Linked DNA regions of Homo sapiens: region 1 is linked to region 2. A link is a loop called in an ENCODE intact Hi-C map of the cell type or tissue named here. Cell type or tissue: chondrocyte. All regions are shown on one strand.

Region 1 (2,500 bases), 360 kb before region 2:
GGTAGTTGTGGCTGCTGACTTGACCCAAGCAGCCAGCTAACAATACACTGCCTACCTGATTCAGGTCACTGCCGATTCTCGTGGCCCAGGCAGTCACTGAGGCTAAATTTGTAACATGAAACATAGTGGCAGAACTCTAATCTTAATAGTCACATTAAAGAAAACTTATACACAAAATGTATTACTTCAAGACTATAAGAAATAAAATCAATATTTGCTTGAATCTAGTCAAAAACATAAAAGTTAAACAAAAACTTTAAAACTTTCAGAATACTTACATTTAGGTTTTCCAAATTAAATGCTTGGATAAAAATATGTTCTACAGTACAAATGAATTTTAAAAGTTACTTAACTGTAGGCTGGGCGCAGTGGCTTATGCCTGTAATGCCAGCACTTTGGGAGGCCAAGGTTGGCTGATCCCCTAAGGTCACAAGTTCAAGACCAGCCTGGCCAACATGGTGAAACCCCGTCTCTATTAAAAATACAAAAATTAGCCCAGCGTGGTGGTGCTGCCTGTAATCCCAGCTACTCAGGAGGCTGAGACATGAGAATCACTTGAACCCGGGAGCTGGAGTTTGCAGTGAGCCGAGATTGCACCACTGCACTCCAACCTGGGCAACAAAGTGAGACTCTGTCTCAAAAAAATAAATAAAAAGTTACTTAACTATAGCTTTTCAAATCACTTCTGTTTACTGATCCAAAGACTACTTGTCTGTATTAGACAGTAAAATATCTAGGAGTCGTGATAATACATAAGCTGTGCACGACACAAAACTGCAGCAGTGTTTGGGGGAAAAAATCAACATTAAAGTATTTAAGAAATGTAAGGGCTTAAATGCAATTAGTTTTCTCCTACTAGAAATGACATTAGTAATCGAGTTCTGAAAATGCAATTATGTATTCAATATAGGATGTTACCACTTGAATACTGAATTTTTTTTTTTAAGAGGCAGGGTCTGGCTCTGTCCTCCAGGCTGGAGTGCAGTTGTGCAATCATAGCTCACTGCAGCCTTGAACGCCTGGGCTCAAGCAATCCTCCTGCCTCAGGCTCCCAAGTAGCTGGGACTACAGGCACATGTCATCATGCCCAGCTAATTTTTGCAGTTTTTTTATAAAGACAAGGTCTCCCTGTGTTGTCCAGGCTGGTCTTGAAGTCTTGGCCTCAAGTGATCCTCCTGCCTCAGCATCCCAAAGTGCCGGGATTACAGGCATGAGCCACAGTGCCTAGTTGCAAAATTTATATAAGATCTAGAAAAATCTATTAAAATGGTGGTGGATTTGGAACTAGAATCTCTGCGTACAGGTCAAAGGAAGATGAACTATTGAGCCTAGAGAGAAGCATGGTAAATGGTGACAGAGATTTAAAGCAGATGAAGGCTCTTTATGAAACACGTTTATAAAACCATTTAAATTTGTTTCCTTTTACACTGATTACAGGAGACACTAAAGACCTTTGGGTTTGGTCTTTCAAGGAGAACAGGTACTACATTGGATCAACTTTAAATTGCTCACGTTAAGAACCATGGTTTATGCCACTTCTCCACATTGTCCACAAGATGGCACCATTTCCATTTCTTTGGGGGGCGTGCTTCTGAATGCAACAGAGAGGAGTGCAACTAGCAACTGTTAAAATCATTAACAGCCGCTAGCAATACACTGCCTACCTGACACATCCCAGCTTTATCCTTTGCTGTGGAGGCAGAAACTAGAAAGTACGATTCAGATGCAAACGATTGCATTATTTGTCTGGGATCTTCAGTTTCATAAAGAAATTTTTTTTAGTATGTAATAAGATACTAAAATTCTCATATTTTCAGACCAGCTCAAACTTCCTACAAATACATTATTTACCAAGAATTCGTTTGTTCAAGATCAGAATTAAAACAGAGAACAAGAACAAGCCCTGGACTCACGTTGGCGGAATCTTGACTTCTCTTCTGCTTCAAGTCTTTGGAGAGCACACGCATGATACTTTCCTTTGAAAACACAGATAACATATTGAGGGAGAAACTATTTAGGAAAATCATAATTTCAGGTGTGGAATTTTTCTAGATCTTGTGCTTGTCAGATTACACTTTTTTTTTTTTTTTTTTTTTTTTTTGGCAACTAGGCACCTTCAGAATATAACTAAATTACATCACTCAAATTTACGACCAGGGCTTAGAGTTTCGTACCACCTCTTGGTCCTAAACAGATATTATGAACGGGGCCTTCGGCCCCGCATTAGAGAGTTAGGGAGAATGCAGAAAAGGGTGTTACTCACCCACAGCATCTCCTCTTCCGTGCGGACCCTCCGAGGCGCGGTGCGCTCCAGTTTCCACTCCATCTCCGGCTGACTTCGCCCTGCCTGGCGTTTGGCCTCTCTGCTCGACTGCCTCTGGTTTTCTTCCCAGGTCTAAGTCAGTCTTGACGCCTAATCGTCAAACCCCTGGAGTCCCGTCCCCCAGGACCATTCTATTTCACCACCTCCCTCCAGGTCCCCCACTCCTCCCACCGCCGC
Region 2 (2,500 bases):
GGATCACCTGAGGTCAGGAGTTCGAGACCAGCCTGGCCAACATGGAGAAACCCTGTCTCTACTAAAAACAGAAAAATTAGCCAGGCATGGTGGCGGTGCCTGTAATCCCAGCTACTAGAGAGGCCAAGACAGGATAATCACTTGGACCCAGGCGGCAGAGGCTGCAGTGAGCCGAGATCCCGCCACTGCACTCCAGCCTGGGTGACAGAGAGAGACTGTATCCAAAAAAAAAAAAAAAAGATAACAAAATGGAATTTTTCCTTACAACAACAACAAAACCTGGTAACAGAATTTATAAGAATTCCACAAGATTGCAAGGGCCTAAATGACCCGGTTGGAAACTGGAGAGTGGAATAACTAGGAACTACTGGATTAAAACCGAGGGAATCTCCTGTCACTGAGAAACCATTACGCAGACTTCCATCCAGGTGGCTAAAGCCACAGATCTCCCACCCTGAGAACTTGCCAATACTACTACTATTCTGATTACTTCAACATGAGTAGGACTATCCAAACCTCCAGCAGCTCTTGCTTTGTTTTTGTTTATTCCATCATATATAAATAGTTCACAGCATAACTGCCTTATACAATACATAAAAAGTGAAAACTACTCCTTCCAACGCCCATCCCTTATCCAAATGATTCCAGTTCTTTCTCTTCAAAAGAAAGGAGTAACTGGCAACCAGAAGCCTCATAACTGAACTCTTCCAATCAGGAAGACAATGCGAAATCTGCTGCAGCCAAAGAATGTCTACTGCTCCTTGAGACACTGTCACAAGAGATGGAAAGCTACACCATGGCAAGGTCTGGGCAGACAAGGAAACAGGTCTGGGGTACCGCATCCTCCCCCACCCCCAAAACTTCTTTAGACCTATACGCAAAAACTTGGCGTGCTCATCCCTACTTGCAACCTGACAATTTACAACCTGGCACACCTTCTAATTAGGAACTAGTTCTAGCCTTTTATAGCCGAAATATTAAACTGCTTCTCACGATAAATCAGGCACTGGCGCCTGCTACTGAGAATCCCCTGTGCATCAAACCTCCAGTTTCACTACTGAGATGGGCCAGTGACCAGGCTCCTCTACCGTACAGAGGGGAGGAGCCCACCCTGCTCTGCTAGAGTGGAACTGCAAACAGAGGACAGGAGCAAGGTATGGAGCGCAGAGGCGTGAACAGCGTCCAAGCAGGGCTGGGCTCATCGCACCGGCGGGCGACAGACAGCGGCGGGCACGCGGGAGCCGGGGTGCAGGCTGCAAAGCGGGGTCCCTCGGCTGCAGAAGCCGCCCCCGTGTGTCGCCCCACAGCTGCGCACGCGTCAGGCAACACACCCCCGCTGCCCGTCGCGGCTCTGCGCTAAAGCCCTCCCGGGACAGCCGCACACGCCCCTCGGACCCGGCGGCGCGTACGTACCCAGCAACACGCAGAGCACATCGAGGGCCACGTACGGCAGCCGCGTCTTGTCAAACATGGTCTCTGCCCGGGCTGCCCGGCAAGGGCGATGGACTGAGCTGCGGGACGGCGGCCGAGGCCCTTGATTCTCGAGCCCGGGCCGGGGCTGGCGACGGCCCCGAGCTACGGCCCCTCCCAGCCGGAGGAGGAGAGCAGCCGAGGGCGGGCTGAGACCGGGCGGCGCTCCCACCGCCAGCAATGGCGCCCGGGGCCCTCCCCTCACAGCCCCCGCGAACACTCGGTTAGTGCCGAGGCGCTCGTGTGCCAGCCGCGGCAGCTCTGTAGCCTCAGGACCTCCTCAGCCGGCACGGCCTGCCCCGGTTGCTCCCCGTCCGGATCCCGGCGCTCTCTCCCACAGGCGGGGCGTCCAGACTCTCGCTTTAAGGATGGGGACCGGCAGGGAGGAGGAACGCGGGGTCCAGCCCCTCCCGCTGAGCAGCGCAGGACCGGGCAGCGCGCGGGTTCGCGGGCGGGGGGAGTGCAGCAGGGGCGGGGCCAGGGAAACCCCAGGCCGCGGCGGTCAGCCAATCAGCGCCGTCGGCCTCATCCCTCCCGACCTGCGGCATCCGCCCAGAAGTGCGGCTCTCGGCAGCCGGGCGGGGCGTGGGGGCGGCTCCCGTTCCGATCCAGGGGGCTTTGCTCTGGACCGCAATTGCTCAGGTGGTCTCCGAACTCGGCCTCGGTACCCCCACTAGGCATTGCTGCTTTCAGAGAGCTAGGCTCCCTACCCAACGATCCTAGAGCACCGGCTGCCTGCCACTCCCCACCCCTTCCATGGGGATGAGGTAATAAACAGGTCAGATTGTTACCACTGAGTTTAAGGGGGGAAAAGAGGTCAGAGTAGGCAGGAACAGAGACGCTCTCCTTTAGTTTGGTACCTCTGAGCCCTTTCTCACTTAGGCCTCAACGTTGACCTCCCTGTGTCCTGGCTGAGCCCAAATGTTAGCAAGAAGCATGCTAAATCATCCATCCTCGATACCTGATCACCGTTGAATTCTTGATATTTAATATCGGATTAGATTCCTTATATTACACCTTTGTTGTAGAA

Evidence for each region. A loop is a pair of places that touch in the nucleus more often than their neighbours do. Peaks named below come from ENCODE experiments on the same cell type or tissue, not always from the same donor. Only the 100,000 strongest peaks of a DNase experiment are listed, where the experiment ranks them.
Region 1: it touches region 2 in a loop (5-fold over the local background); 9 of 110 quality-filtered maps call a loop at or near these places.

What each region holds. Positions count from the first base shown.
Region 1 is chr5:55,170,675-55,173,174 of GRCh38, forward strand. It overlaps CDC20B (cell division cycle 20B), which reads right to left. Exons shown (of 12, transcript NM_001170402.1): 1 at 2,264-2,500; 2 at 1,914-1,976. The coding sequence starts at 2,326. MIR449B (microRNA 449b) reads right to left here and starts at 68; the gene lies at 1-68. It overlaps MIR449C (microRNA 449c), which reads right to left and starts at 1,679; the gene lies at 1,588-1,679. RefSeq lists a silencer at 2,227-2,500. In chondrocyte, a CTCF peak has its summit at 1,558 (motif pointing right); a DNase peak (open chromatin) is centred at 2,339.
Region 2 is chr5:55,533,159-55,535,658 of GRCh38, forward strand. It overlaps PLPP1 (phospholipid phosphatase 1), which reads right to left and starts at 1,806. Exons shown (of 6, transcript NM_003711.4): 1 at 1,414-1,806. The coding sequence starts at 1,471. It also overlaps the pseudogene RNF138P1. RefSeq lists a silencer at 1,389-2,028 and an enhancer at 2,259-2,328. In chondrocyte, CTCF peaks have their summits at 1,303 and 2,186; DNase peaks (open chromatin) are centred at 1,204, 1,603 and 1,723.